3 separate regions of the Homo sapiens genome follow, and all the other regions are linked to region 1. A link is an interaction called in ENCODE POLR2A ChIA-PET data of the cell type or tissue named here. Cell type or tissue: Caco-2. All regions are shown on one strand. Each heading gives the region's core, and the rest is flanking DNA. Links, peaks and the distances in the headings are about the cores only. Region 1 holds the start of ITGA7 (integrin subunit alpha 7). Region 2 overlaps IKZF4 (IKAROS family zinc finger 4). Region 3 holds the start of MMP19 (matrix metallopeptidase 19).

What was found. ChIA-PET counts read pairs that join two places held together with the same protein. Peaks named below come from ENCODE experiments on the same cell type or tissue, not always from the same donor. Only the 100,000 strongest peaks of a DNase experiment are listed, where the experiment ranks them.
Region 2: POLR2A ChIA-PET joins it to region 1 with 12 read pairs; 2 of 35 experiments call an interaction of 5 or more read pairs at or near these places.
Region 3: POLR2A ChIA-PET joins it to region 1 with 10 read pairs; 6 of 35 experiments call an interaction of 5 or more read pairs at or near these places.

The regions. Positions count from the first base shown.
Region 1 is chr12:55,699,691-55,710,791 of GRCh38, forward strand. ITGA7 (integrin subunit alpha 7) reads right to left here and starts at 8,214. Exons shown (of 25, transcript NM_002206.3): 1 at 7,787-8,214; 2 at 3,361-3,488; 3 at 3,182-3,261; 4 at 1,209-1,464; 5 at 180-299. The coding sequence starts at 7,992. RefSeq lists a silencer at 8,128-8,337. In Caco-2, for the core only: a CTCF peak has its summit at 6,308 (motif pointing left); a DNase peak (open chromatin) is centred at 5,371; H3K4me3 peaks cover 972 bases.
Region 2 is chr12:56,024,118-56,034,241 of GRCh38, forward strand. IKZF4 (IKAROS family zinc finger 4) reads left to right here. Exons shown (of 8, transcript NM_022465.4): 3 at 937-1,041; 4 at 2,664-2,924; 5 at 3,663-3,830; 6 at 8,444-8,593; 7 at 9,073-9,204. It overlaps LOC105369781 (a long non-coding RNA gene), which reads right to left and starts at 974. Exons shown (of 3, transcript NR_135023.1): 1 at 912-974. In Caco-2, for the core only: a CTCF peak has its summit at 5,774 (motif pointing left); a DNase peak (open chromatin) is centred at 5,774.
Region 3 is chr12:55,836,635-55,847,735 of GRCh38, forward strand. It overlaps MMP19 (matrix metallopeptidase 19), which reads right to left and starts at 6,302. Exons shown (of 9, transcript NM_002429.6): 1 at 6,110-6,302; 2 at 5,719-5,804; 3 at 4,472-4,602; 4 at 4,033-4,248; 5 at 2,862-3,107; 6 at 1,972-2,100; 7 at 1,209-1,373; 8 at 921-1,048; 9 at 1-740. The coding sequence starts at 6,196. The coding sequence ends at 402. In Caco-2, for the core only: no CTCF peak of the experiment used is centred there; a DNase peak (open chromatin) is centred at 6,403.

The DNA.
Region 1 (11,101 bases), core at 2,657-7,656:
CCTCCTCTTAGGCCTGATCATTGGACCCAGCTCTTCTCTGCAATTTGGGCCCAATGTATGTCTCCCTGGGTGTGTGTTGGGGGAGGAGGAGATTATAAGGCACCAAAGGTCGAGTTCCCTGGGGAAGGAGGGGAGGCTGGGCCATGCCCCTAGAGTCCAGGAGGTGGGAGCTTACAAACCTAAGTAGCTATTGAGGGCCAAGTCTCCGGCTGGTCCTGGGAGCCGGTCAGCAGGGTCCAAAGTTTTATACACCAGCTGGTCGGGGTCTGAGCTATCAATGTTGGTCACAAAAAGCAACCCTGTGGGGGGTGGGGTGAGACACCAGGGAGGGGACATCCAGAGTAGGGGCCACAGAGTAGGGAGACAGAGCCACAGAAAGGCCAGAAAATGGTGGAAGAAGAAGAGGTGGAGAGAGAAAAAGAGACCAGAGAGATCACAGCCAGAGACAGAAAGACAGAGAGAGACAAGGTGAGAGACAGAAACAGAGACAGAAGGATGGGAGCATGGAGAGAGAGGACAAGAGAGAGGAGCAGAGGGTTAGAGCAGTTCTGGGCCGGGGAGAGGTCCCTACCAAAGTAGCTGTTGGCAGGGACCGGGATGAGGCGGGGGTCCTGCTCCTTCTCTCCCCCCGCCTCGTAGGGACCGTCGTCCAGGTGTGCCAGGTCCGCTGAGCCCTGTGCACAGAGCTCCACCCTGGCCGTGCCTGCAAGGACAGACCTGTTAGTGCCCAGGGCAGGGCGCAAGGAACACCCCTCAGGCCGGACACTGAGTTAGACAGGCACACGGGGAAGCCCTGCCTCTTCTTTCTAGCCCTCTCCCCACCCTGTCCCCAACCCAGGCTTCCTGGGGTCCCCCAGATGTGGCATCACACTCACCGAGTGTCAGCTCAGCCAGCAGCAGCGTGCGGAGACGGGAATGGCAGTGATGAGGTGTGGGCTAGTGTGTTGGAGCATGCAGGCCCCAGCTGCAGGCCCAGCGTGCACTTGGGGCCCATGCCAGCATGTTGAGGAACACTTGGCCGTGCGAGGGAAAGGAGGCACCCCCCATTCATGTGTGCACTAGCTCAATGGGGTGGAAGGCATGGCAGTGCCCTGGGGCCATACAGCAGTGCACATGTGGTCATGCTTGGCCATGTGCCATCCCCAACCCTGTCTCTGAGGTAAGAGGAGGTTTTGGTCCCCTTCTCCCCTTCCCGAGGAGTGACTCACCCTTCCAATTATAGGTTCCTGGGGCCCCAAAGAGGAGGTAGTGGCTATCAGGGGAGAAGGCGGCAGCTGTGCCCTGCTGGCAGAACCCAAATTGTTCATGGCCTTGGGGGCGTCCCTCACAGAACTTCCATTCCCCACCATCCAACTCATCCCGGATGGCCAGGTCCTGGCTGAGCACAAAGCAGCGACCAATCATATCCCGCGTCTCCAGGATCTGGTCCACTCGCTGCCTTGCCTCATATCGGTGTGCACAGGTCTGGGGGAGGAAGGGATGGGGATCATTTCACTCTGTGGGCCAGGGACCTGCTTGAGGCATGCTGCCCATATGCAGAGATTTGGCAGATACTGATACATGTGTGCTCACATGCACATGCACATGCACACATACACACACACCCCTATGCCGGCACCACTCAAGCACCATTACCCTGCCAGTGTTACACAGGTCCATGCATAACCCAGCAACCTGTCTGCACCCACTTCCTTGCCCTCAAATGGAGATCTCCTTGTTCCACATTCTGCCTGGAGCCAAAAGACACAATTAAGCCACCACATAGGATGTGTGTCTCCCTGATCATGTCACAGTCCTCCAAAATGCCAAGCTTGGCCCTGTCCCTGGACCTTTGTAAGTGTCACCATCTCATCTGCAAAGAACTTCCTGTCCGCTTCACTCTCCAAGTATTACTTTTTTTTTTTTTTTGAAGCAAGGTCTCACTCTGTCACCCAGGCTGGAGTGCAGTGGCACAATCATGGCTCACTGCAGCCTCGACCTCCAGGGCTCAAGTGATCCTCCCACCTCAGCCTCCTGTGTAGCTGGGACTACAGGCATGCACCACCATGACTGGCTAATTTGTTTTTATTTTTTATAAAGATGAGGTCCCACTATGTTGCACAGGCTAGGTATTACCTATTATTAAAGCCTGGCTCAAATCATCCCCTCTGCAGAAGTCTTCTCTCTACTCCTCCTTTGGACTTTTATAGACTGGAGACTAGACCACTCACTTAACATGAACCAGATTCTGCCCCACAGTGATCTGTATTGGTAATTGTGTATCTATGCGTGTTACTGAAAGATAGAGAGAGAGAGAGAAACAGAGAGCTCTGGTTTTTTCGTTTGTTTGTTTGGTTGGTTTTGAGACGGAACTTTGCTCTTGTCTCCCAGGCTAGGGTACAATGGTGCGATCTCAGCTCACTGCAACCTCCTCCACCCAGGTTCAAGTGATTCTCCTACCTCAGCCTCCCGAGTACCTGGGATTACAGGCGCCTGCCACCACACCTAGCTAATTTTTTTTTTTTTTTGAGACGGAGTCTCGCTCTGTCACCCAGGCTGGAGCGCAGTGGCGCGATCTCAGCTCACTGCAAGCTCCGCCTCTCCGGTTCACGCCATTCTCCTGCCTCAGCCTCTCTGAGTAGCTGGGACTACAGGCGCCCGCCACCACGCCCGGCTAATTTTTTGTGTTTTTAGTAGAGACGGGGTTTCACCATGGTCTCGATCTCCTTACCTCGTGATCCACCCACCTCGGCCTCCCAAAGTGCTGGGATTACAAGCGTGAGCCACCGCACCCGGCCACGCCCGGCTAATTTTTTTGTATTTTTAGGAGAGACAGGGTTTCGCCATGTTGGTCCGGCTGGTCTCGAACTCCTGACCTCAGGTGATCCACCTGCCTCGGCCTCCGAAAGTGCTGGGATTACAGGCATGAGCCTTCCCCTGTAGTAACTAGCACAATGCCTGATGCTTAAAAGGTTCTCAGTAAGAGTTTGACAAATGGATGGATGAATGAATGGACAGACATTTTTACATTTATAAGGACAAGGACCATGTCTCACACCTTTTTATATCTCCCTGATGTACTTGGAATCATACCATATTCCTAACTTGTGTTCTCTAAGCACACCTATGCGTATGCACACACCATAAACACACACACACACACACCCCATCCGTGCATTCAGTCATGAGAAGCAATACTCACAACAATCTTGCCCCCAGGCCCCTGGCTCCGAACACTGACTCCCAACCACTGGTTCTCCTTGCTTTCCTTTTGCATATCAGCTAGAGGCAGGACACTGGGAATTAGGGGAGGGAAGAGGAGCCCAAGTCCTCTCCTCCCCGCTCACACGCTTCCCCCACTCTGTTCATGCAGGGCCACACCTCCCTGGTCGATGTCCACTCTGTAGCAGTCAGTCTCCTCCAGGCTCAACGGGCAAGCGAAGAGGCCTCCAGTGCGATTCGCCTGCTGCCCAGGAAGAGCCAGGGCCTGGGGAGCACCCACCAGCAGCCTGCAAGATGGGGCAGGGGCAGGGACAGGGACAGGAGTTAGAGGTCAGAATGACCCAATCTCATTAGAGCTGCCCAGGCCCAACCCCTCAGTACTAAAGAGAGTGTTCAAGGACTAAAGAGAAGGGGCAAATGTCAGTTTTCTCAAACCCTGGCAAGGACAAATTAATATGCTTGGTCATGCAGTCATCACGTTGCATGTACATACTATCTGGATAAGGGATCAACATACACAGTAGATACACACACACACACACACACACACATACACGCCAACCCAAGCAGCCAGGCCAACAGTGCTGGTTTGAAAGAACTGCCTGTTCCCAGCACCTGTTCCTGAGTAGGCCTTCCCTATCCCCTCCTTGGCCCCATCCCCAAGCTCTGCCCTGCTCCCCAACCCAGTCCAGTTGAAACCCAGCCAGAAATGCCAAGAATGCTGGGAGCAAAAGTAACAGGGCCCCAGACTGGCATCAGAGTGTGGCTCAGGGACCAGCTTCAGAGGCCAGGCAAGAGGCTAGATACGGACCCACTGCCCCCTCATCAGGGACCCAGCAAAGACCCCACCTCCCAGAAGCTGTGCCAGCCCAGGATTCCATCAGTCACTCTGGCTGGCATGGAGGTAGGGACAAGTTTCTCCTTCTGCCTCCAATGCTACCCCATTCTCTTCCCGACATCCTGAATCCCCTTCCCCATCCTTCCTTCTCCCCATGTCCATGATTTCTCCTTCCCTTCCACCCCCACCCAGTCTTCTCTCCTGCCTCCCCCTCAGCCTCTTTCCCAGCTACAACTTTCTTGGCAGGACAATTTTCCATGATCACAGCCAAGCCGTCTTCCCCAGGGGAGCACAGTGCTGGGAATGGAGGCTGCCTGGGTCCCCTGGGGCTGAACCCCCAAGCCAGAGTGAAGGCGGGGGTGAGGTAAGATGACTGACACCCAGCTGGCTCCATGGGTCCTCTCTTTGCAGAAGGAGAGACTCAGAAGTGGCAGTGGGACAAACCTCAACGCCTCTCTCCCACACTCTTCTCCTCCATCTCCCTTCCTGGGGGGCAAGGCCCAAAACCATGTTAGGCAGTATTACAGACAGGCATCTGTGGGGCACTGTGCCAGCTCTGATGGGGTGGAGGGGGAGGGCAGAGAGCCATTCTTCCTTCCCACAACTCCTCCTCATCTCTTAGCAGCTGCCATCCCTTGTCAGAGCCAGTGTCAAGACAGAGAAGGGGTATAGGGAGTAGTAGAGAAGAGAAGACACATTTGGCATTCAACTACTTATTGAGAGTCTATTGTATGCCAAGCCCTGTGTCAGGCGCTGGTGAGACAAGGAAATCATATTTATTCAGCACCTACTATGACGTCAGATCCGAGGCTAGACACCAGGGATATAAGAAACTAACATTCATCACTGTCCACATATGTGCCAAGCACCAGGATAGGCAAGTCACATGCATTATGTCATTTAATCATCAGAACAATCCTATGAGATAAGGATTCTTTTCTTGTCTTTCAGATGAGAAAACTCACTCAAAGACATTAAGCAGTGATGCTGGAATTCAAATCCACATGGGCCTAACTCCAACACTTTGTCACTCCACCCAGTGACTGACCTGTCTCTAGAACACTGAGACCACCCCAGAAAGGGAAGGAGAGAGTGGGGAGATGAGGGTACCCTGGGCAGAAAAGGAAACGGGGTGATACAGCCCTGCATAAATAAATGGCAACCTTCAGGCAAGTCAGCAGTACCCCCAGCCTCCAAACATAGAAGTGGCCATCTCTCTGAGTGTCGGGGCTGTCTTTTCATCTTTGTGCTTGCCCCATAGGGAGTGTCAGAATGTGTTTACTGAACACACACATTTTGTGGACTCATAGAGATACCCAGTGTCACAGCTGGTCAGTGCATAGCTAAGCACCCAGATAAGTTATCCTTGTTCTATGTTCACATCTCCTCTGGAGGCCAAAAGTAGGGAGGAGGGGAGGGGCCCATGTGGAAGAAAGAAGCTGAGTGCATAGATATGCCCAGTCCGCTCTTGGTGGAGAAGAGACCAATCGATCCTTAGTGGAACAAGAGCACCCAGCAGCATCCTCTCTAGTCCCTCCACCTCTGGTCCAGCCACACACACTCCTTCCTGGCTTCATGCCATACGCCCTAACCACCCCAGTCTTCTGGACAGCCACAGTGTAGCCACTGCAGAGAGAAAAGCAAAAAAAAAAAAAAAAAAGTGTTGGCAGCTGGGGGGCAGAGGGACCCCCTGGGAGCTCAGCTAAGTGAAGACAAAGGAGTAGCCCACGACCACTGCACTTCTCGATTCTCCACACACTCCAGGGCCCCAGCCCAAGTCCAGCCCCTCTTTGGCCCCTCTCAATCTGGGTGGCCCTCTGGGGAGGATGCTTGGCCTGGAAGGCTGGCTCAGCCAGGGAGGCCCTCTAGCCAAGCCTTTGGATCCAGAATCTCTGTAAGGCGCTCTGTGAATCACAATACAAGAATAGCAATACTACTAACACTTCACAGCACTCACTGCGGGCTATGCACTATTCTAAGCATTTTATATATATTAAGAACTCTTAATCTGCACAACAACCCTATGTAGTAATACTATGTTTATATCCTTTTTACAGTTGAGGGAAGTAAATGAGGCTGGAACCACACAGCAAAGGTTAGACCTTAAAGTCTCATCCCAGAGCTAGACTAAAAGACATCAAAACAGGCAAGAAGTTTTTTTCATCAGTGAGTGCTAAGGCAGGCCACCTGCAACTCAAAAGCTAGGGACTGAGCAGGTGCCTGGCCTCTCACATACCCCCCGCCCCCCAGCAGCAGAGCACCCCCTGCTGGAGCAAAAGCAGGGTGAGGCAGTCAGGCCCTCTGGGAAAGGCCCCAGCTTGGCTCTGGGAGACGGAACCAGGGGCCACCTTCAGAGAGGAGGGGGAAATGACAAGAGACCAAGCTATTAAAAATAACCTAGAATTTGCCTGGAAATAGCTTAGAGAGTTCAGCATGTCCTAAAAAGGCCTCCAGTCCTCGAACTCTGACAGATGGAGAAGGAGGGAGGAAGGGAGGGAGGGAGCAAAGGTGAATGAGGAAGCAGATGGTAAACAGAAGAGGAGATGAAGTCCGTTGCTTTCTATCTCTCCCAAAGTTTTGGGGACCACCGACCCTGCTACCAGATGATAGGGATAATGGAAGAAGAAAGATTAGAGCTAGGCCCCCACTCCCCAAGCAAGTGAGGAGAAATGAGCTCTTGTCCCTGCCCCCTGCCCCCAGACCGACAGTAGAGGCAGAAGACAGTCCCAGTGGACAGCATTGATCCCAGTAATGGATACTTAATGTGGCTTAGGCACTGGTTGAAGAGAGAAAAGCCCCCTAGCAGGAGCAGGTGAGAAGCTTTCTTCACCTCTGGCCTCCCTTTTTACAATCAGACATGTAGCAAGAGCCAAGGATACAGGCAACATGACCAGTCACAGGCCCCTCACAAAAGTATATCCATCTCCCATGGGTCCTGAACTGATTAGAAAAAATTAGAATTGTCCTCCACCCCTTACTCCTCCTGGCCCTTCCCAGCTGCTGAGATTCCTGGAGTTGGAAATTTGCTAAGGAGGAGGAAGGGGAGCAGCCTGGCCAGCATCCTTCCTGGATCTCTCTCACTGCTACAGCTGCTGCGGCTACTACTACTGCTACTAGTACTTTGAGGGTTCAGTTTGCTGCCACTCTCTATCACCAAGCCACCTACTGCAGGTTGGCAGACCTGCAGATCCTCTCCCAATCTTCCCGTGGTCTTAAGCCACAGAAGTGGAAGCTCTCTCCTGGCCTTCCAGTGCCCTGCTGCCCTCATTCCATCCATGGCAATGCTCTAGCAGGAAGTTATTTCTGGAGTCTGCCCTGCATGCATCCCTCTCATGGCACCCTCAACTTCTATGTCCTTTCCATCTCCTCCCATTCTAAGCAGAGACAGACAGTCTCCCTCCCTTGGGGAATTCAGCCCTTGGAAGAAGCAGGGGAGCCAGAGGCCCTGGGGCTGGATCAAGGATGCAAGTTGGGGGAAAGGCCCAGAAGAAGGAGATGGTTCGCTGCCAAGACAAGAACCTTGCTTTCCAACTCATCCCTAAAGCAAAATACTGGTCTCAGGGCCGGGAAGTGCAGCTTCAGACGCAAGCCAGATGAGGCAAGGCTCCAGGTTGGGATGTGGGATGTCTGTGGGCAGTCTAGGTCTTGGTGGGGCTAGAAAACAGAGAAATGAGGAGGCCCACAGAGTGGGGAGGGGGACGATCTGTGGCTCGGGCATGGCGACTCTGGGCGGGTGCGGTGACTCACCAGCTCTGGGGTCGGGGCTGCAACTGCCGGTGCAGGGCCACAGAGAAGCCGAAGAGGCTGCCTGGCTCGCCCTCCTTGCGCAAGGCACCCATCACGTCCAGATTGAAGGCGACAGCCCGTGAGAAGAGCAGTTCGACGAGCAGGGAGCCAAAAAGGTAGCAAATCCCGGAGGCCCCCCAAGGGTCGCGGCTCCGAGCCCCGGCCATGGGACGATCCCTGCGCGAGCTCCCAGCGAATGCAAGGGAAATCTCGCACGCCCCAAGCCCCAGGTCCCCCCAGGCGCGTCTCTGGTCTCCAAAGTCTCGTTGGTCTTTCAGACGTCTCCCAGACGTTCGCCCCGCCAGCCCTCCCGCCCGCCCGCCGCTCCGCCACCCCGCCGCCCCAGCACCGGCTAGGACAACTACAGCAGCCGCAGCTCCGGCGCCCACTCCGGCTCCCGCCTCCTCTCCCGGGGACGCCACTCAGGCCCCGCCTCCGGCCCCGCCCCTCGCTCCCGCGGCAGGTGGAGACCCAAGCCCGTCTCCAAGGGGATGCCCAGGCTGGTGGCTGGGATGGAAACTAGCCTTGCTGACCCCCCACCACCACGCCCCCCAAGCCCAGCACCGTCTCCGGCTCCGCCCCTGCGCGGCGCTCTCCTCCCCTTCTCCCCCAACCCCATCCCCACCCCGGGAGTGGTGGAGGCGGCGCCTTGGAATGCGGAGGGAGAGAAGTACAGATAGAAAGAGAGGGGCTGAAACAGAGGAAGGAGGGTAAGAGATGAGAAGTTGGGAAGACGCTAAAAGACAACCTGGGAAGAGAGATGTGCAGATAGAGAGGAAATGAAAGGGGAGCCGTCCTGGGCCTGGGTGCAGCGTGGCATCTTAGTGCTCCCTGTTCCCCCATGGTCACATAGAGCACTCTTTCTGCTGTTGGGATCAGACCGCTGCCCTCCCCCATCCTATCCCATCCCCCGCCCCCAGCCCGGCAATGACCACAGCAGTGCTAGCCACATCGTCAGGATTCAAGGGAACAGAGAAAAAGAGGCAAGAAGAGAGAGAGAAACTCGGGAGATACGGGGAGCAAATGGAGAAATGGAAAAAGGAAAGGAATAGAGAGGAAGAAAGAAGGGCAAGAGATTAATTGACAAGGGATGGAATGAAGGGAGAAAAGAAAACGACTGGGGATGATTACAGGAAGAGGAAATTAAGCAGTGGGGAGGGGAGTGGGTGTCAAAGAAGGCAAAGATGAAAGAGACTGGACCCAAGAGGCAGAGGGATGTAAAGGGTGTCCCCAGCTACCAGACCCGTCCCAGGACTGCACATTTCCTATCCATGAAAGGGGATGGGAGGGGGCAGAGTCCTGGACTGGCTCAGCAGGACCTGGGTGGGGCTGAGATGGGATCTCCACAGGGACCCATTGGCCTGTCCCTCTTCCTCTCCCTTTCCCTCAGGCTGGGACAGAGGCAAGGGGGTGGGGGGACACTTTCCAACTCTCTGCTATTTATAACTCCGATACAGAAATGGGGCCAGAAGGAGAGACAGGAAATAATTTGGCATAATGGGAACCTCGAATGCTCCCACTTCCCCTTCCTACTCCCCTTGCTTACTGGTGTTGGTCTTGTGAATATACATCTGTCCATCTTCCCTTCTCTCTCTCACTATCTGATTTTGTCTCATCCCAAATTCTATTTTGTCATCATTCTTGTCTCTGCCACACTTGGAATCTTTCTCAGAGTATTTCTCAATGTTTCTAGTGTTGTCTCTGCCCTTCAAACACTATCATATTCTTACGATTCTTTCTTCTCTTTCCCTTTCTTAAAAGTTCCAATAAGTGTCCTACCTCCTTCCTCTTCCTGTGTTCTGTCTTTCCTACTTCATTGTTCAGGATTATACTTCTTTGAAAACAAAAAAAAAGTGGGTTCTTACTCTGCTGCCCTGGGACAGTCTTTGCCTTGGATAAGTTAACAGACATTTGGAAGTCTGGCCCTCTGTTTTCCAATACTACACCTGTGGCTATCCCCTCCAGAGCACTAACACATCTCTAAACAGGTACTATAAGGAAATACATATGCTGTCAGCAGGGCTGGCACCAGGATTCTACTTTCACCATGCCCTCCCCATCCTTTTTAATATCTCAGAGCCCCAGACAGTAGAGAAGAGCTGACATGGGAATGCAGAATTGCAAAATTAGGACAGAACTGGGACTACTGACTCCCTGCCCAGGTCCCCCCGCCCCCGACCCAGCTCAAAATGCCTTTAGAGCCCAAGCTGCCTCCTATCTGCACCTGCAGCTTCTGCCTGTCTCCATTCCCACTCCACTGGCTTCTGTGATCCAGGGCTGAAATCAGATGCCAAGAATCTGCTTCTGACCTCCTCTCTCCAAATATTTGAGAAGTCACCTCACCACCACAGGAGGAAAGATCAGGAAAGAAGAGAGAGAGAGGCCACCCAAAATTAGCCTGGCTATAAATAGAGGGGCAAAGGAGGGAGGGGAACACACAAGAGCGTGCTAGACCAGCCTAGTAAATTTAGACATGTAGATTTCTCTCAAGGAGAAATGAGACCAGAATGTTGGAGTGGAAGATAATATCGTAGGTGAAGAGGGAAATTAAGAAACTAGACGGGGCCGGGCGCGGTGGCTCACGCCTATAATCCCAGCACTTTGGGAGGCCGAAGCAGGCGGATCACCTGAGATCAGAAGTTCAAGACCAGCCGGACCAACACGGTGAAACCCTGTCTCTACTAAAAATACAAAAATTAGCCGGGTGTGGTGGCGGGTACCTGTAATCCCAGCTACTCCAGAGACTGAGGCACAAGAATCACTTAAACCCAGGAGACGGAGGTTGCAGTGAGCTGAGATGGCACCACTGCACTCCAGCCTGGGTGACAGAGACTCCACATCAGAAAAAAAGAAAAAAAAAAGAAACTAGAAGGATCCAGAGAATGCGGTAAGCTCAATATTAAAATAAATAAACTGTTAGAGAACTTCTTGTATTTCAGTCAAGAGCTTAGGAATTAGTTAAATTAAAAATTAATGCTGAGCTGGGCACAGTGGCTCATGCCTGCAATCCCAGCACTTTGAGAGGCCAAGGCAGGAGGATCACTTGAGCCCAGGAGTTGGAGACCAGCCTGGGCAACATAGGGAGACCCCCATCTCTACAAAAAATAGAAAAGTTAGCCAAATCTGTGGTCCCAGCTACTCAGGAGGCTAGGCGGGAGTGTCACTTGAGCCCAGGAGGTGAAGGCTGCAGTGAGCCATGATCTTGCCACTGCACTCCAGCCTGGGTGATAGAGTGAGACCCTGTCTCCAAACAAAAAATGCTGAAACTGTATTATT
Region 2 (10,124 bases), core at 2,863-7,862, 320 kb after region 1:
TCTGATTTTGAAAAACATTATGAAAGCCTCAAAAAGCATTTTTACAAAGCAATTTATCAGAAAATTAAAACAAATATACTGAGAATAAGTTGATCACTTAACTGTCAATGAATATCAAATAGTAAACACGTGATTGGAATCAGATCAGTAGGAGACTTTCTAGAGTAATCAAATTTTTGCTGAATTTAGAAAGTCTAAGAGGCCCAATTCTTCCCTACTAAGATTGTGACCACCAATTGGCTGTGTAGGTGCTGGTTAAGGACATGGACGCTTACTGTCTATGATCCCAGTTCCACACTAGCAGCTATGTAACCTTAGACAACTAACATAACCTCTTTTGTACCTCAGTTGCCTCATCTGAAAAAATCATGATATTAGCACCTACTTCATATAGTTGTTGTGAGGATTAAATGAAATTATTCATTTCAAGTGCACAGAATAAAGCCTGGCACATAGTAAGTACTCAATTAATATTATTAGCTGCTATGATGATTACTAATATTATCATTAGATTCAAGGACAATTCCAGTTACCTTTCCTGCAGATCCTGAACCGGCTGGGGGCTCCAGAGAGGAACAGTAGGGAAGAATGTCTGTCCTGAACATCTGTCCCTTCTGCAGCCCCCATTTTCCTCTCCGCCCTGGCGCACCCAGCCTCAGCCCTGCTTCCTGTGGACGTCAGGCAGTGATGCTCTTGCCCTCAGGCCTAGATAAAGGTAGGGTAGGCAAGGCCCAGCCACTGAGCTCACAGAAGGCAGCACCAGGCATCCAGACTGGCGGGGGCACAAGGTATGGTGCCCAGCATACAACACTGCTTTGTACATGGCTATGAAGGAAATGTTTGTGAAATTTAACTGAATTTTTTTAAAAGATTAGGCAATGGACAGTAGATATCTCCAGCTCCAGCTTTACCTGCCCTCTTGTTCTCTCCTCCAAGGTAGCGGGGACTCATCTCTGGAGAAGGAGTTCCTCGGGGCCCCAGTGGGGCCCTCGGTGAGCACCCCCAACAGCCAGCACTCTTCTCCTAGCCGCTCACTCAGTGGTAAGTGTAACCTCCTACCACCTCCTGGCAGTAGGCACCCCCTGTTGCATTTGGCCTTCAATTCACCTTCCACTGGCAACCATTTCCCCATCGTCACCTCCTGCTGGTCTCCTGCTTAGTCTCTAAGAGCAATGAGGAGCCCAGTGTCTAGGGTTTTTCTGGCTTCTGAAAGGAGAGTGAATAGTCAGTCACTGGCAGACTAGGGTGGAATTAAAAGAGGTATGGGTGGGATTAAGGTAAAAGTTTCAAAGAGAAATTATGGAATTAGAGAAGCAGGTAGATAGAAATGGTCATCAGATGGAGTTAGATAGGAAATAGAGAGTAGAAGGACCTCCCCATCTCCCCACAGCTCATTCTCCTACCCAGACAGGGTCCCCATGACTGCCTCTCCCCAGCTGGCCCTAGATCTGTGACATTCTCTAAATGGTTGGAGTAGCCAGGAATGTAGGTCGGAGCTAGAGCCAAAGCCTTCTCCTCAATGGTTCCTCCTTCCTTTACCCCTCCTGCCCTGCCTCAGAGTTTTATGGAGGTGGAGGGGGTAGAGGGATTCAATCTAATGAGGTGGGAGGGAACTGTAAGCATGTCTGTCTTCCAGGTTTGCTCTCTTTGGCCTGTTGTCCCCCTTCAGTCTTCCTAGATCTGTTTTCCCGCCACTGTTAACTTGCTGGCTTCCTGCCCAGGGCCAAGCCAGACATCTTTCTTCATGACAAGAGAGTAGAGAAAAAAGCTCCCCTTAGTCGCCTCCTCTCCTCAGCGACAGAAGACATCCTATGTACCCCCAACTTTTTTCTTTTTGAGATGGAGTCTTGCTCTGTCGCCCAGGCTGGACTGCAGTGGCGTGATCTCAGCTCACTGCAACCTCCGCCTCCCAAGTTCAAGCGATTCTCCTGCCTCAGCCTCCGAAGTAGCTGGGATTACAGGCGTACACCACCATGCCCAGCTAATTTTTGTATTTTTAGTAAAGACAGGGTTTCACCATGTTGGCCAGGCTGGTCTCAAACTCCTGACCTCAAAAGAATCCACCCGCCTTGGCCTCCCAAATTGCTGGGATTACAGGCGTGAGCCACCACACCCGGCCCAACTTTTTTCTCTTGAAGCCTATTTGCCTGGTGGGTGGGAGAAAAGGTTGTCTCAGGTTCCAGTAGGATTCTGATATCAGCAGCAGGGATACTAGGGTGTTAGTTCCATTTAAGGCTTGAATGTCTCAGGGCCTAAAGACACCCTCTTAAACTTTAAGAGTGCCATTCTGGGCCAGGCGCAGTGGCTCACACCTGTAATCCCAGCACTTTGGGAGGCCAAGGCAGGCAGATCACCTGAGGTTGGAAGTTCGAGACCATCCTGACCAACATGGAGAAACCCTGTCTGTTCTAAAAATACCAAATTAGCTGGGTGTGATGGTACATGCCTGTAATCCCAGCTACTCAGGAGGCTGAGGCAGGAGAATCACTTGAATCTGGGAGGTGGAGGTTGCGTCGAGCCAAATTCGTGCCACTGCACTCCAGCCTGGGCAACAAGAGCGAAATTCCATCTCAAAAAAAAAAAAAAAAAAAGAGTGCCATTCTGGCCTGGGAGCAGCTTCCCCCTTTGCCTCTCTCTATTCTAAACACCATCCCACCCCTCAGCCAACTCCATCAAGGTGGAGATGTACAGCGATGAGGAGTCAAGCAGACTGCTGGGGCCAGATGAGCGGCTCCTGGAAAAGGACGACAGCGTGATTGTGGAAGATTCATTGTCTGAGCCCCTGGGCTACTGTGATGGGAGTGGGCCAGAGCCTCACTCCCCTGGGGGCATCCGGCTGCCCAATGGCAAGCTCAAGTGTGACGTCTGCGGCATGGTCTGTATTGGACCCAACGTGCTCATGGTGCACAAGCGCAGTCACACTGGTAAGTAAGCCAGAGGGGCTCTGGGAGGAGCTCCCAGGGTGGGGTTGAGAGGCAGGGGCAGTGCTGGGACAACAGCAGGTATGGGGCTGGAGGAGGTCATGCAGGGAGTGGGTAGCCTCAGAAAGGGAAGGGTCTCACCCAGCACATTTTCCAGCTGACAAAACGAGGCAGGGTGGGGGTGGGTACAGAATTTGAATTCCCCTCAATACCTTTAGTTTCCTGGCACTCTCCTCAACCGCTGTTATAAAGAAAAGGTGATATTTTTCTCAGTATATGAGGGAGGGGAAAGTGTAGACTCAAGAATGAGCCAATGGTCCAATAGGGGTAAGACTCCTGGGTATTCTTTGGGCCCTCCCATCTAATAATTAAAAAACAACAACAACAACAACAACAACAAAACAGAAAACAAAAGCCTTCTCTTCTCAGCTTCCTTGGGCCTTGGGCTCCTAGGGCAGAGTGGGCCCTGTGGGGCTCAGTTTTTGGTAACAGTCTTTTGGCCTCGTGTTCCAGGCCCCTCTCCCTGCCACACACCTCTAATCCACACCTTCCCCAGGGTAAGACCCCAGGGATCCCCAAGGGATCTTCATAAATCAGGGTTTGTGTGCATTGCACTTCTGCCCGTCAGCAATGTGTTCAGAGCACCTTCCCTTGGGCAAGGTAGGGCAGAGGGTGGGTGATAGGTTCAACCTTCAAAGTTCCTCACATGCAGTCCTCTGGGATTTGTTCTTTCACTTGCAGGTGAAAGGCCCTTCCATTGCAACCAGTGTGGTGCCTCCTTCACCCAGAAGGGGAACCTGCTGCGCCACATCAAGCTGCACTCTGGGGAGAAGCCCTTTAAATGTCCCTTCTGCAACTATGCCTGCCGCCGGCGTGATGCACTCACTGGTCACCTCCGCACACACTCAGGTCAGTGTCTGTCCAGTGGGAGGAGGGAATGAGGCTCCAACACACCCAGTATGTAGAGCTCAGTGACTTCTCTTGTATTTGGGGAGTTCCAGTGTCTGTCATTGAGGAGGGGGGAGCATTTACAGAGCAGATAGGGCCCCCTGCCTCTCTCACCCATCCTCTGGGCAGCAAGGCTTCATGGGAAATTTGGGAGACACCTTGATGGGGTATTTTACATCCACCATATGGATGTAAAATCCATCTACTTGGAGCAAAAGGAATAGGAGCAATGTTCTTGGCTGTTAACGGTCACCCTTGGCCTGGCGCGGTGGCTCACGCCTGTAATCCCAGCACTTTGGGAGGCCAAGATGGGCGGATCACGAGGTCAGGAGATCGAGACCATCCTGGCCAAAATGGTGAAACCCTGTCTCTACTAAAAATACAAAAAAAAAAAAAATTAGCCGGGCATGGTGGCAGGCACCTGTAGTCCCAGCTACTTGGGAGGCTGAGGCTGGAGAATGGCGTGAACCCGGGAGGCGGAGCTTGCAGTGAGCTGAGATCGCGCCATTGCACTCTAGCCTGGGCGACTGAGCGACACTCAGTCTCAAAAAAAAAAAAAAAAAAAAAAAAAAAAAGTCACCCTTCCCTGACTTTTGTTTGTTTTTTGTTTTTTCAAGACGGTGTCTCACACTGTTGCCCAGGCTGGAGTGTAGTGGTGCAATTTTGGCTCCCTGCAGTCTTGATCTCCTGAGCTCAAGCCATCCTCCCACCTCAGCTTCCTGAGTAGCTGGAAGGATACTGCCACACCCAGCTAATTTTTCTATTTTTTTGTAGAGACAGGATCTCCCTATGCTGCCCAGGCTTGTCTTGAACTCTTGATCTCAAGCAATCGGCCCACCTCAGCCTCCTGAAGTACTGGGATTACAGGCGTGGTGTCAGCCACTGTGCCTGGGCTTTCCTGACTTTTATATTTTAGATTGTTGATGCCACAATCCATGCCCTATTACCCCCAACATCTAAGCCCCTGGGAAATCCCTCCTCTCACTCCCATCTGCCTCAGGCCCCACACCTGTCATCATCTTCACCCTCCTTCCTCCCACACCACCAGAGGTCTTGAGCAACCAGTCTGTCCTCTCCTTTACTTCCTTCTGGCTCCTGGAAATATCCATAGCCCTCTCAAATTGCAAAAAAGGGAGCCTAGGACTTCCAAATAGGAAAAGAGTATCCTATTTCTGTTCCCTATCCCAAGAGGTTGTCACCTTCCCAGAGGCAAGAGAAAGTCCAGAGGGTACCTAGAGATCAATGTTTGGAACAGTGCTGGGAAACTGGATTAACAAGGTTTTCTAGCCCAGTCAAGACTGTTTGAATCAGTATCTGTCTGAATCAGCTGGACAGATAGCACTTTTTAGGCATTTTACTAAGCTTTAGGCTTTTGGCTTGGACTTGGGAAGAGGCCAGGAGCTGAGCTGGCAGGAAGGAGGGAGCTCAAGATTGGGAAAAGGCAGGAAGAAAGGAAGGGGGAAAGAATTAGTAGGGTCTGTCCTTGGAAACTTTCCTGGCTATTTTTCTCTTCTTAAACTCTCCTGAGCCAGGATTTAAAGGGACAGAGCAATCATTTCATCACCCTCTACTTTCTCCATCCACTTACCTTGTTCCAGGTTCTCCCACCTTGTAATTGGGACCTCTTTATCTCTATGTATGTGGAGAAACAGGGAGAAAGATCATCGTTGATACATGCTTTATATCTACAGAGCATTTCACTTGTGTTTCTCCATGTGATCCTCATAACAATTCCAAGGTAGATGTGATTATCCCCATTTTGTTGACAAGGAAAATGAAGCTGTTGGGGGGAAAAATGAGTTGCGGGTCACATAGCTATTCTTCAGCCTAGCTGGAACCCCATCAAGGTCCAGTGCCAGAAATACATACTCCTTTTCCTCAGAAAAGGGGCTGCTCCCCCTGCTGGTTTGGAACAAGGATGGCTTGGCCCCTAGAATTCTTACCAACTACACAGTGAGGTGAACTGGGTAGATTTTGGATGTTGATCTGTAGATTATTAACAACAGAAGCAGACACAGATATACTGTCAGGTCCCATCTCTGTGAAGTGCTTTCTGTTGCAACCCCTATTATAAGAAAAAAGAGACTGGATGCATGTTCTCACTCATGTGGGAGCTAAAAAAGTTGATCTCATAGAAGCACGGAGTAGGTTGGGTGCAGTGGCTCACGTCTATCATCCCAGCAGTTTGGGAAGCCAAGGCGGGTGGATCGCTTGAGCCCAGGAGTTTGAGACCAGCCAGAGCAACATAGTGAGACTTCGTCTCTACTACAAAAACAAAAACAAAAACAAAAACAAAAACTAGGTGTGGTGGCACACACCTGTAGTCCCAGCTACTCAGGAGGCTGAGACAGGGAGGATCACTTGAACCTGGGAGGTCAAGACTTCAGTGTCCTGTGATCATGTCATTGCACTCCAGTCTGGGTGACAGAGTGAGACCCCATCTTGGGGAAAAAAAAAAAAAAGCCAGGCACGGTGGCTCACGCCTGTAATCCCAGCACTTTGGGAGGCCAAGGCGGGCAGATCACCTGAGGTCAGGAGTTCAAGACCAGCCTGACCAACATGGAGAAACCCTGTTTCTACTAAAAATACAAAATTAGCCAGGCGTGGTGGCGCATGCCTGTAATCCCTGCTACTCGGGAGGCTGAGACAGGAGAATTCCTTGAGCCCAGGAGGCAGAGGTTGCAGTAAGCCAAGATCGCGCCATTGCACTCCAGCCTGGGCAACAAGGGTGAAACTCCGTCTCAAAAAAAAAAAAAAAGTAGAGAGTAGAACAGTGGTTACCAGAGGCTGACTGAGAAGGGTTGGGAGTAGGTGGATAGCGAGAGGCTGGTTAATGGGTACAAGATTACAGTTAGATGGGAGGCATAAGTTGTAGTGTTCCACAGCATAGTAGAATGACTGTAGTTAACAATAATTTATTGTATATTTCAAAATCGCTAGAAGAGATTATTTTGAATGTTCCCAATACAAAGAAATGATAAATGTTTGCTGGGCATGGTGGCTCACGCCTGTCATCCTAGCCTTTGGGAGGCTGAGGCAGACAGATCATGAGGTCAGGAGATTGAGACCATCCTGGCTAACATGGTGAAACCCGTCTCTACTAAAAATACAAAAAATTAGCTGGGCATGGTGGTGGGCGCCTGTAGTCCCAGCTACTGGGAGGCTGAGGCAGGAGAATCGCTTGAACCCAGGAGGTAGAGGTTGCAGTGAGCCGAGATCGTGCCACTGCACTCCAGCCTAGGCAACAGAGTAAGACTCTGTCTCCAAAAAAAAGAAGAAAAAAAGATAAATGTTTGAGGTGACAGATATGCCAGTTACCCCAACTTGATCATTACATGTCGTATACATGTATGAAAATATCATATGTATCTCATAAACATGTATAATTATTATGTATCAATTATCAATTAAAATTTGAAAAAAAAGAAAGCGGTTGGAGGATCATTCCTCTCCCAGATGTTAAACTGTTTCCCCAAGGGTCTTTGGGTGGATAGGGACCATGGTGTTCATTTCATCCCTAAAATACAAGAGTTTACAGAGCCTGAGTAAAATCCAGTAGATTGATTTAGTCAAGGCCCAGCTTTGGCATGGCAAGGTTAGGGGTGAATAGTAATTACCAGCTTCCTAGAGATACCTTCTCCTGTCTCCCTGCTCAATAGCAGCAAGATACATCAAATATACAATACGTTGTTTCTCTCCACTTTTTTCTCTCCTCTCACAAATATCTCTTAAGAGTTATCTTTAAATGAAGTACCACTCTGTTTTCCAATTTTCTTTCTTCGGTAGAAACAAGACCTTTATAACCTGTTCCTTATTACAAGCACATAAACAAACAAACCCAAATTTGGTGTTCTCTTTTTTTTACTCTTCTTTATTTTCTTCTCTGTTCTTTTATTCTTTTTCTCTTTTCAGAATTACTCTATCAGTGATGGGCTTTCTAGACCTCTCTTGGTATCTCAGCGTAGAGAGACAGAGAGACAAAATAATCAGTAAACCAGGCTAGGGCTGGAGGTCAAAATACAAGTAAAGGTCAATGAAAACTGCCCCCTCCCCACATTGGCAGATCTAAGGGCTCTCATTTCTGTCATGCCAGCCCACCAGTTTCCCCCAAACCAAAGCAGATAGTTCATAAAAAGCAAAAAATCCCCTTGTCTGATAAACAGCACTTACATCCGCCTGCCAAATGGAAAGGTTAAACCACAGTCTGGGCCCCAGACTCTGAGATCCTGCAGTGGGGCCTGCCTGTCTGCTAGGGATGATCCTCTACAAAGTCCCTGGGTCCTCACTTCCTTTAAGCAACAATTTGGCCATCTTGAACAAACCCACCACCAGTCTGAAGCCACATGCCCTAGGATTCCCTTGCCCCCATAACTGCACATTATCCTTCATCATCAAATATTGTTCATCTGTCCGCGGTTGCAGTTGAAGTTGGGAAATGAAAGACAAGTAGAAGAACTCAATTTAGCAACATCCTTTCCTTCCCATGCCAGTGTATACTTGCTCTTGGCTGAATCTGCAGAGCCAGGGCACAGCGAGAAATAGCTCTGATGCCATCTTTCCACTCTCCTCCACAGTCTCCTCTCCCACAGTGGGCAAGCCCTACAAGTGTAACTACTGTGGCCGGAGCTACAAACAGCAGAGTACCCTGGAGGAGCACAAGGAGCGGTGCCATAACTACCTACAGAGTCTCAGCACTGAAGCCCAAGCTTTGGCTGGCCAACCAGGTAGGGCTATTGATGTACTACTGGGGAGTTAAAAGGGGATGGTGAGAGGGAGTGCTAGACAAGGGTGACTCCAGTATCTCCCACACTGAGGGATGAAGTCTGTGGAACAGGGGATGATTACCCCAGTAAATCTGCCAAACACCCCATTCTAGGTAACCCAGTTGGTGGAGAGCCTTGTCTGTGGTGGGTGCTTTAGGGAGATCGACAGGTAGGGGAAGTTTGGGTCTATATCCTTGGCCTAATGGGAGAGAGAGAACACAAGAAGTATAAAACCAAGGGCCAGATGTGTATGATTGTCCCCAAATGATCTGAAATTTTATTGGAGTGAGCTTTAGGTAGGGTAAACAGAGCCCAGTTTCCCAGGCAACTGGTATGTCCTTCCTTGGCTACTGACCTGCTGGTTTTCTCCAGGCAAAGGCTGTGGGGCCAATGCTACCCCTACTCAACTGCTACTACTGTCTCCACCTTCTTCCCACTAGGTGACGAAATACGTGACCTGGAGATGGTGCCAGACTCCATGCTGCACTCATCCTCTGAGCGGCCAACTTTCATCGATCGTCTGGCCAATAGCCTCACCAAACGCAAGCGTTCCACACCCCAGAAGTTTGTAGGTAAGAATCCAGTTGGAAAGACGTATCAGCTTTAAGCCACAGCTCAAATAAATCTGAGCTGTGTGGTCTGGAGATTCGGTTTGGGGAAAGAAAGCAGTCTGGTGGGCTGGGTGCAGTGGCTCACGTCTGTAATCCCAGCACTTTGGGAGGCCAAGGTGGGCAGATCAAGAGGTCAGAAGATCAAGACCATCCCGGTTAACACAGTGAAACCCCCTCTCTACTAAAAATACAAAAAATTAGCCGGGCGTGGTGGCGGGCACCTGTAGTCCCAGCTACTCGGGAGGCTGAAGCAGGAGAATGGTGTGAACCTGGGAGGCGGAGCTTGCAGTGAGCGGAGATCGCGCCACTGCACTCCATCCATCCTGGGCAACAGAGCAAGACTCCGTCTCAAAAGAAAAAAGAAAAAAGGAAAGAAAGAAAGCAGGCTGGTGGCCTCTGATACTGAAAATCTATCCTCAGGACAGGAGGAAAGTAAAGAGGGAGGATGTACTCAAAGAGAGTGGAGAAGGGTTGGCACTGAAGACTCTCGTGGTGGTTGTAAGGGACAGGGTCGAGGCATCGGGCTGTCTCAGTTTTTTGTTTGTTTGTTTGTTTTTGAGACGGAGTCTTGCTCTGTCGCCCAGGCTAGAATGCAGTGGCACGATCTCGGCTCACTGCAACCTCTGTCTCCCAGGTTCACGCCATTCTCCTGCCTCAGCCTCCCGAGTAGCTGGGACTACAGACGCCTGCCACCATGCCCGGCTAATTTTTTTTGTATTTTTAGTAGAGACGGGGTTTCACCGTGTTAGCCAGGATGGTCTTAATCTCCTGACCTCATGATCTGCCCGCCTCAGCCTCCCAAAGTGCTGGGATTACAGGCGTGAGCCACCGCGCCCGGCCCGGGCTATCTCAGTTTTTAAGAATAACAAGAACTTCAGTCT
Region 3 (11,101 bases), core at 3,559-8,558, 140 kb after region 1:
TGCTCAGTTTACTGGCCATGCTGTTTTCTTGCATTTTATGTAGGAAGAACAGGACCCAGGCATCTCCCTCCACCATTGACCTCCAGAGAAGAGATGACACAGTTGGAAGGGCTGTCTAAGACAGACAGGAAATGGAGTTGGGGGCCAAATCTAAGTTAGGGGATCTGAGTTAGGGGAGCACTTCTCAGGAGTGAAAATGCACAGGAAAGTGGTGGCTGGAGTTGGAAGTGTTAGAGGCCTGAGATCTACGGTCTTGCGCCTGCTACAGCACCTGCAAGGTTCTACTGAGCAGACAGGTATTTCATTCAGCTATTAGGCCTTAGGCTTCTGGGGGGGAAATGAAAGGGTGGGTGGTGGAGCCTCAGGGGTTAATGTCCAAGATTGTGTCTGTGGGTGAGCAGTCAGTATTCAAACGTGGTTTCTGTGGCTGAGAGAGTGGTATCCAAGGTTATGCCCGTACCTGAGGGAGTGGTATTCCCACCTGATGGGGTAGTGTCTATAGTCCGGGGACGACAGTGCATCCAGTTGTGGGAAATATTTCTGGGATAGCCTTTCTCTACTCGAAGCTGCTGGTTGAGGCGCCAGTAGACTTTGCCCTTGAAGAAGTAGACTCGGCCATCTTGCCAACTCATAGCAGCCGAGGGCTGGTTTGGCACTCCCGTAAACAAACCCTTGATTGGTTTGGGGTAGCTGCTGAAGTCAGTTCGGGCTAGCTCGTCCCACTGCCAGTACCCGGAGCCCTGGATATGGGATGGGTGGGGAGAGGGGAGAGGAAGAGGAGAGAGCTTAGGACCCCCAGGGGTCCACCCCCAGCCCACTGCAGCTGCAGAACATCTCCCTTCAAGCGCAAGCTTTGCTTCTCAGTATAAGGTAGCCCACTCCTCCTAAGAAGGGATTTGCCCTTGCTTTGAACTTTATACCTTAAAGAGGAACACCTTTTGGTTGAGAGGCCAATAGAGAGCTGCATCCAGGTTAGGTTCTACCCTATTCAGCTTCTTGGGGAAGCCAGGAGACATCTTGAAATTAATGTAGCGCCACACCTTGTCTCCTGAGAGCATGTGAGGAAAGAACAAGTCACCTCTGTCCTCAGGTGATAGCTTTTGGTCTCCTCCGGTCCACCTATTCAGAAACTTCTCATCTCCCTCCCTTTTATAGTTTCTTTAAGATTAGGCCCTCCTCAAGTAAGACACTGTAACTAGCCTCCTTACCCTTAAAGAAGTGAATCCATTGTGTTCGAGGCGAGTAGACAGCAGCATCCAGGTTTCCGGGGAGCCCCTCCCAAAGGGCAGACACTCGGAACAAGGGGCCCGGTCCTGAATCTGATACAGTCCACACATAGTCCCCCTTGAAAGCATAGGTCTTCCCACGGGGCCCTGAGCGTAATGGTGTGTCAACAAGTCAAAAAGACAGAGGTCAAGTAGACAGAAACTTGGGGGTATCTCAGGCTGACTAACAATTTGCCCTCTCCCTGCAGGCTGATTCTTCAAAAATTCATTCAACTTTAATTCAAAGAGAAAATTAAAGGCAGACAAAGAGGACTCAGAATGCTTTGTTGCTCAGAGCGTTTCAGCTTTGGTCCACTCAACAAAACAAAAGCCCTGCAGATAGCTATTCCTCCTTAGGAACCTCACCCTCCCCTCCAAGTGGCTTCCTAGTTGTCCTTCCAACCAGGTGCACCCTCTCTAACAGGCAATCTGGGTAATATAGTTTTCTCCATCTTGCTGCATTTCCAGATGTGTTCTAGTGGCCCTTAGAGCGTGGCAGCCTTGGTAAGTGCCTGCCTAAGCCACCTTTAATTTGGCTCCGAACTCTCCCTCCCCATGTCACATGTCTCCTTCCATGGTCATTAATGCCTGGGGTCTAACCTCCATTGCTCATGCTGAAGTCCCATGTCACTCCCATTTGTCCAGGCCTCAGGATCAGCAGGCTGCCCCCACCGCCTGCCAACAGCCTGGAGGGGAGGGGCCTCACCCAGCATCATGGCATCCAGTTCACTACTGCAAGGGTCTGGCATGGGACTGGGTTCTGTGGGCACTGGGGGCACAGTGGGCAGCTCTGTCTCTTCTTCTTCCTCATCCCTTATCACTGGACTCTTCTTGCCTATAAGGTAAAGTAATGCTGCTTAGGGAGAGAACTCACAGCACCTGTCCTCCACACCAGTCTCCTGTAAGTTTTGCTCAGAGTCCCCATACAGAGGGGAAAAGGGAATCCTAGAGCGTTTTCATTTGTGGTAGGCAATATTATGTTGATATCAGCGGGAGACACGTTCTAGGTTTGAGAGACACCAGAAAGGGAGAAGGAGGATTGTTAAAATGTGCATTCTTGCCGGGTGTGGTGGCTCACGCCTATAATCCTAGGACTTTGGGAGGCTGAGGCGGGTGGATTGCCTGAGCTCAGGAATTTAAGACCAGCCTGGGCAACATGGTGAAACCCCATCTCTACTAAAATACAAAAACAATTAGCTGGGCGTGGTTGCGTGTGCCTGTAATCCCAGCTACTTGGGAGGCTGAGGCAGGAGAATGGCTTGAACCCGGGAGGCGGAGGTTGCAGTGAGCCAAGATCATGCCATTGCACTCCAGCCTGGGTGACAGAGTGAGGCTCTATCTCAAAAAAAAAAAAAAAAAAAAAGAAGGTGCATTCTCCATCCCCAAGCATGGGTGTAAGGAGAGAGGCCTGGAAGGAAGATTAGACATAGAAGAGTCTGAGAAAAACTGCTCCTGAAAATGAAGAAGCCTGAGTAACTGGGCTGGAGGAGAAGAAAGACACTAAGCTATATCCCTACATGGAGGCTAGACCTGTCTCTTCAAGCCTTGACGTGGGAGTCAGACTGACCCTCCCCCTCACTAGGGGGAGGGACTGACCATAGAGAGCCTGGATCCCTGCCACATCATCTGGGTGCAGCTTAAAGTGGGGCCGGTAGCCCTCGTAGACTGGGGCCATGAGGGCCTGGGAATATCGGGAGTGCCCAAGCCCCAGAGCATGGCCCACTTCATGGGCTGCAATGATGCGCAGGTTCACCCCACGGTAGGTCCCCTCAGTCCAGAACTCGTCTTCGTCGAAGTGCACACTGCCCAGCTCTGGGATGTCGGCATGGGCCAGGACTCTCCCTGGACAAAGGCAAAGGTGAACAGGAAGGAGGTCAGAGCCCGCTAGGCTAGAGCACACCCTGCCTATTATAAACTCTAATTAATGCATACCTTTAAAATTCCCCCAGCTATGTTCACTGTCTCTTGGATGCTTCTTTCTCCCCTTTCAGATTCCCCTGTCATCACCCAGTTCTCTCAGGAATGCCCATCACTGTCCCTTACCTTCCCAGCCACTCCCTGCTCTCTGACCCAGTCCTCTCTGGCCCATACCTCTAAGGTATGCCTTGAACAGGGGAACTTAAGGGAGAAAAAGAAGCATAGGCAGCCAGGGGTGATGGCTCACACCTGTAATCCCAACACTTTCAGAGGCCAAGGCAGGAGGATTGCTTGAGTACAGGAGTTTAAGACCAGCCTGGGCAACATAGCAAAACTTCATCTCTACAAAAATTAGCCAGGTGTGGTAGTGTTTGCCTGTAGTCTCTACCTGGGAGGCTGAGGCGGGAGGATCACTTGAGCCTGGGAGGTTGAGGCTGCAGTGAGCCATGATTGTGTCACTGTACTCCAGTCTGGGCAACAGAGTGAGACTGTCAAGCAAGCAAGAGAGAGGAAGGAAAGAAGGGAGGGAGGGAGGGAGGGAGAGAAGGAAGGAAGGGAGGGAGGGAGGGAGAGAGAGAAGGAGAGAAGGAAGGGAGGGAGGGAGAGAAGGAAGGGAGGGAGGGAAGGAGAGAGAAGGAGAGAAGGAAGGGAGGGAGGGAGGAAGTTTCAAACAGGAGGCTCCATGTAGATGACCAACTGCGCCCGTGCTCCCGTTAGGAGGTAATTAGAGAGCGTATGGTGCAGGTGGGATAAAGAGCAGCCCAAACATCAAGGTTCTAGAGTCACTGGTTCAAGGAGACAGAGGTAATCTCAGAGGTCTATGAGGTGGGAACTGAGAACTGTTGCCTACCAGGCCCATCAAAAGTATTGGAACAGTACGAGCTTTGGCGGCCATGGAAGGAGAGGCGGATGTCAGCCGCACCAGCCTGCACCTCTTGGAAGGTCAAGGGAGCCACATTGCTCCAGTCCTGGAAGGCTTGACGCAGGGCTGCCCGGGCTGTGTGGGGTGGAAGGGTGGAGGGCAGGTTCAAGATGCGGAAAGTCAGGTGCTTCTTTCTCCAGCGGCCTAGTTAATGACCAGAAAACAGATTAGAAATACAGATCCTTCTGCCAACCCCAGAGAGCTCCTCTGGGTTTAGGCACTCAACCCCCAAGACAGGTGACAACCAGGTAATCACCAGGTGATTATCTATTCAACACTGAGCTGGTCCAGACTGTCCTAATGCCACCCACACGCCAGAACCACATCACCCCCTCCTCTCCCTCTCTTTTCCAGGCTCTGTTCTCACCCAGCAACAGGTATTTAAGGGTCTTCTGGTTGAAGGGATCCTCTAGGCCACAACGAGGCTGCCTCATGCGGGCCCTTGTGGCATCATCCAGCTGACCTGAGACTGGAAGTTCAGATGCTTCCTGAAAAGCTCTGAAGGAGGGAGAGGGATGGGTCTACCAGGACAGGAAAATCTGAAATGACTGGGAGATGATTGCTCTTTGACTTCCTGCTGCCCAAGTTCATGGCCAAGAATAGCACAGAATCCCTGAAGCTGACAGGGTTACTCCAGCCTCCAGTCCTCATAACTGGGACTTTCTCTTCTGTTCTGCAGAAATGGAGATACTCCAGCTTCATCTCCCCATTTTCAGTGTCTTTTATTTGAGTAAGTTTGCCCTCAGGTGTAGCCTTCCTCCTCTACTGCAATCTTCCTTCCTTCCTTCCTTCCTTCCTTCCTTCCTTCCTTCCTTCCTTTCTTTTTCTTCTCTCTTTCTTTCTTCCTTTCTTTCTTTTTTGGTAGAGATGGGGTCTCATTATGTTGCCCAGGTTGCTGTCAAACTTCTGGGCTCAAGCAATCCCCCTGCCTGGATCTCCCAAAGTGCTGGGATTACAGGCGTGAGCCACCATGCCCAGCCCCTCTACTGCAATTTCTAACCTTCTCCTACTCTGTGGAGGTGTCTGGCTCCCCTGCTCTGGAGAGCTTTCCACTAGTGCTCCCACCTGACAGCCTGTCCTCCTTCAGCCTTCTCCCTTCCTGAATGGATACCCGTCCCAGCCCAGCTTGCCCTGGAGCAATTTCATCCATCTATGGACTGTCATAGGGCCTAGGGGCTTTTCAAGGGACCTGAACATATCTGAGAGCAGAAAGAAAAATAATCCATTACATCAACATATAAAACTATAAAATAGAAATAAATAAGTACCAAATTGAAGGCCCACAAAAGGTAATAGCATGTCAACAACTCAACTCAGTTTTACATATCATTACACTTTATGTGGACTATAACTAAATATTAGTATTTGAGATATGATGTGGGTAGAGACTCCAAAGGAATGCTTATGGCCTAGGAAGATCCAATGCCTGTATTCCTCATCTGTGAATCCCCATCTCACCCCATGCCCCACCACCATAATAATGATCGCCACCCATCTCTAAATCCCTGGCATGGTTTAGGGTCAGGAGGAGGTGGGCCTGGGGAGAGGAAGGGATGAGAAGGAAGAAGACCTTGAGACCTTAGCCCTAAAGGCATACACCTCATAGCTTCTCACCTCAGAGCCTCGGTGATATCTTCTGGCTTGAAGTTATTAGATCCTTCTAGAGGCTTCTGTAGGTACCCATATTGTGACAGGTAGTCCTATGATGGGAGTGGAGGTAAGCAGGTTAAAAGGGGGTTAGTCTCAGAGTAAAGCTTCTAAGTGACCTAACAGATCCATCAGGAGAGGAGGGACCTGATATGGAAGCACTAATGGAGAAGCACCTTAGAGAAGGGGCTCAGGTGGAACAAGGGGAAGCAGCGGGAGATGGGCAGGGTAGACCATGGGGCAGAGAGAGCAAGGGAAAGGCAGGCAGGCTGAAGGTCAGGAGGGAGGCTTCGATGGGGCTGTGGAGCAGTAACCCCTGTCCCTCCGCTGGCCCAGGTCTCTTTCTTGGGGGACTTACCACAGGCGCCACCTCTGCAAGCCCCAGGACCCGGCCTGAGACTGTCATGGGGAGTAGGAAGCCCAGCCACAGCTGCTGGCAGTTCATGGTCCCACCAGACGAGAGCTCCAGAGGCTGTCCGTGCCTCTGACCTGAGATTTCTGGGAGCCTTGGGGGAGCAGTGCTAGGCAGAGGGGCTCTTACCCCCAGTTCTTTTTACTCTCCAGCCTCTAGTCCTCTTTATAACAGCTGAGGGGAATTTGGGGGAGAGGCAGAGGGAGGTGACTCAGCCAAGAGATATGTTGCAATTCACCATTAACCCTTGCCCTACCAGAGAGCGGAAGCCAAAGAGAGTTCCCAATCGCTTCCCTCAGAGTCCTCTGCTGGAGATGGAAAAACTTCATACTGCCCTAGGGTGAGCATCCAGGCAGGACGAGAACCAGAATCTCTGGAGAGACTAGAGATAGGGATCATGGACATCCCCTGGAATTAGACATCAATGTGCCTCAGGGACCCTGGGCCAGCAAATCACTCCGCCCCTACCTTTGAGTCTCCCTAGAATAAGCTGAGAGGTAGGAAACAGCTGAGGTAGCTTGGGTTTCAGGTGAAGGAGTCAAGCGTGAAGTCTCAGTTTCTTTGTACCCAAGACCAAGTTGGGAATATAGATGCTCCTGCAACCTACTTATGTCTGCTTTAATAAAAAGTCATTATTTCAAGAATCTAATGAGCCTGGAATATGTGGGTGTAGGTGGGACTTAACAAGGGCACAAATAAGTAAAGGGCCCAGAGCCTACCCTCAGGGAGCTTACGGATCCAGTGAGGCAGATCCAGACACCTGGGAAGAGGGGAGCCAGCGTGCCAGGCCAGAGGTGATTCACCCTAAGGGGCTTGGGGCTGGGGGGAGGTTTGCTGAGAAGTCAGGCTTTGAGATGGGCTTTGAAGGCCAGCTAAGAATTGATGGGGTAAGGCCAGGCATGGTGGCTCGCTCCTGTAATCCTAGCACTTTGAAAGGCTGAGGTGGGTGAATCACTTGAGATCAAGAGTTCGAAACCAGCCTGACCAACATGGTGAAACCTTGTTTCTACTAAAAATACAAAAATTAGCCAGGTATGGTGGCGGGCGCCTGTAATCCCAGCTACTCGGCAGGCTGAGGCAGGAGAATCACGTGAACCCAGGAGGCAGAGGTTGCAGTGAGCTGAGATCACACCATTGCACTCCAGCCTGGGCAACAGAGCAAAAACTCCATCTCAAAAAAAAAAAGAATTGATAGGGTAAAAGGATACTGAGAGACAGACAGTGCAGGTCTTGAGTAAAAGTGCAGAGCTGAGAGACTGCTGTACTCAGTAAGTCAGAAGGGTCACGACTGCTTCATTCACCACTGAAGCCCGAGTGCCTACCCCAGGCCACCTCCATGCTTTCGAGGCTGTGCTTAATAAATCACTGTCAAAGAATGACCAGGGTGGGAAAGTGGTTGGGAGACAGAATTTGGAGAGGGCCTTAAATGCTATGCAAGGAAAAGAAGAAAAACTTACATTTAAAAATACCGGACGGGAGCAGTGGCTCACGTCTGTAATCCCAGCACTTTCGGAGGCTGAGGTGGGCGGACCATGAGGTCAGGAGTTTGAGACTAGCCTGGCCAACATAGCAAAATCTTGTCTCTACTAAAAATACAAAAATTAGCCAGGCGTGATGGCATGCGCCTGTAATCCCAGCTACTCGGGAGACTGAGGCAGGAGAATTGCTTGAACTGGGGAGGCGGAGATTGCAGTGAGCTGAGATCGCGCCACTGTACTCCAGCCTGGTGACAGAATGAGACTCTGTCTCAAAATTAGTTAATTAGTTAATTAATTAAAATAAAAATACCTATTATTGGGTGATGGGTGAACCAAAATCTCACAAATCACCACTAAACACTAAAGAATTTATGTAACCAAATACCACCTGTTCCCCAAAAACCTATGGAAATAAAAAATTAAAGGAATTAAAGTCCGGGCATGGTGACTCACACTTGTAATCCCAGCACTTTCGGAGGCCGAGGTGGGTGGATCACCTGAGGTCAAGAGTTTGAGACCAGCCTGACCAACATGGTGAAACCCCGTCTCTACTAAAAATACAAAAATTAGCCAGGCGTGGTGGCACGCGCCTGTAATCCCAGCTACTCAGGAGGCTGAGGCAGGAGAATCGCTTGAATCCGGGAGACAGAGGTTGCAGTGAGCTGAGATCGCACCACTGCACTCCATCCTGGGCGACAGAGCGAGACTCTGTCCCCCCACAAAAAAAAAATAAATAAATAAATAAATAAAAAGCTACTATGTATTACATGCTTTATATATTACCTCCTATAGTTCTCACAGCCATCTGGTGAGGGGAAAATTATTCCGGCCACTTTTTGTAGGAGGAAATAGATACTCAGAAAGGGAAATTTGACCAAGAACATGGAACTCCCAACTGGCCTGACCTTATTTAAATCCCTCTGCTGACTCTATAACTCATGCTCTTTCCGTACACCACACTGACACTTAGAGCTTTGTTCTTTAAGTAACTAGGACCCCTGAAGGCTCCACCATCAGTTACACATCATACAACATTTTCATATTGTTCAAAAGCACAGTGAAGTAGACATAGGAATGGGGGAAAAGGTAACTGAACTTTTATGTTCTCAGAAGGGCTGGGAGGCCACAAGGGAACACCTCACAGCCCAGGATCAAGGTGGGGGATGCTCCTGATCCATATTGCTGCCCTCAATGATGCTGGTCCGTCTGGCCCATCCACCACCCAACTGGTAACCATTGGGTGACTAAGTCTCAAGTGACCAGTGACAGGCAAGGAAGGACAGAAAGCCTCTGAGCGATGAGTGACAGGGCCCATCACCAAGGCTGATGCACCCAGGAAATGATGGAGTTTGGGGACAAGTTCCTGCTTAGTCCCCTGCGGGGCTCTTCCTCCTCTCTTTCTACCCCCTTTCCAGTCTTTCTCCTTTTGAGAACAGAACATGCGCCAATTGAAAATTAATTACGATTTTTAAAATTAATGTTTTGTGTTTTTTTCCTGAATAAGTTATTCATCATTCATTATAATATTTGGTATTAGAAAATACCAAAACAAACAAGGAAGAAAATGAAAACCACTAGTAAATTCTACCCAAAAGAGAACCACTAGTAACATTTTGATGCATTTCTTTGAAACTGTCTGTGGAACTGAGCTCACCCAGCTCCGCCTGCCTGGCCTCAGCCCCTAGAGACTGTCTGGGAGGGAGGAGAAAGCTTTGGGAGCCAGAGAGGATAATGGAGGAGAGGTGAGGGGAGGGGTGGGGAAGAGACAGACAAGGAGGATGCAAGGGACAGGAGTAAAGTAAAATGAATGTTATAGCAAATTACTCCCTCCCCTTAGAAACCTCATGTAAGGAAAAAAAGAAAAAAAAATTTTTTTTTGGGTCTCCCAGGCTGGAAAACAGTGGCACAATAATCCTGGCTCGCTGCAACCTTCGCCTTCTGGGCTCAAGCAATCCTCCCACCTCAGCCTCCTGCATAACTGGGGCTACAGGCACACACCACCCAGCCCAGCTAATTTTTGTATTTTTTGTAGAGAGTGTGGGGGGTGGGGGAGGCGGGTTTCCTATGGTGCTCAGGCTGGTCTTGGGCTCAAGTGATCGGCCCACCTCGGCCTCCCAAAATGCTGTGATTATACGTGTGAGCCACTGTGCCTAACCAGAAAAAAAAAGTGTGTGTGTGTATATATATGTGTGTGTATATATATATATATATATTTAGTGTGTTAGGGAGAGAGATGGCAGTTATCATAAGGTGAGGGTGGGTACTAACTCCGGCCTCAGAAGGCCTGGGGGTGGAACTATATTCTAGCAACTTAGGAGCCAGGAGAGAGAGAATAAATCAAAAGTAAAAGCTGCCAAATAGATAACTTCATTTAAATTTTAACAACAACCCTTCAGCCAGTATTATCATCTTTTTTACTCCTTTTCTGAGACTGAATCTCACTCTGTAGCCCAGGCTGGAGTGCAGTGGCGCAATCTCGGCTCACTGCAACCTCTGCCTCCCGGGTTCAAGCAATTCTCCTGCCTCAGCCACCCGAATAGCTGGGATTACAGGCGCGTGCCACCACACCCAGCTAATTTTTGTACTTTTAGTAGAGATGGGATTTTGCTGTGTTGGCCAGGCTGGTCTCAAACTCCTGAGCTCAAGTGATCCACCTCCCTTGGCCTCCCAAAGTGCTGGGATTACAGGCGTGAGCCACCGCACCTGGCCAGTATTATCATCTTTTTACAGAAAGAGAAACTGAGTCTCTAATAAGTTGCTTCAGGTCACATAGCTAGGATGCAGCAGAGCCTGGAGCAGGCTCTAAAGCTGCCATCTTTGCTCAGCACTCTTCAGTCTCCCAGAGTTCCCACAGGCACCCAAACAAAAGCCCCTAGAGTCTGGAGCTGCAGGCTGGGCACATGTGCAAGGATTGGATGACTAATTGTTGCCAGCACAGCATCATGACCACCCCCTCCACCAGCTCCTACCCCCTGAGCCGGGCTGACCCAGCTCTTTTTTGTCATCTCTAAATTTGTCATCTCTCACTGGGGGAGATGTGGACGTGTGTGCGAAGGGTTAGGACATGTGGCTTGCCTGCCCCAAAAAGAGAACTTGATCTGAGAGAAAAAAATGGGTTCTTTGTCTTGCTTGCTCCCTTCCTGCAAGTTGGTTTCCCTCTCTGTCCACAAATTGTGGCAAAAGAGTTTTACAGAAATATTTTTAATGACAATATTTTAAACTATAGCAAGTGGGAGTAGAGTAGACCTCTGAGAGTATTTTCTAATGATCAGGGGCCATGGGGTTATGGGTGGAAGGCAAAAGTTTGTAGAGATTTCTAAGCCCAGCAGAAGCTAATCTCAAAGCTATCGCCCACCCCCTCTGACAGCCACCCTTACCCTGTGGAGGCAGTGGGCAGGGAAGCTGGGGAAAGAAGAAAGGGGAATCCTGGAGGGCAGGTAGAAGGGCAAGTCTGGAGCCT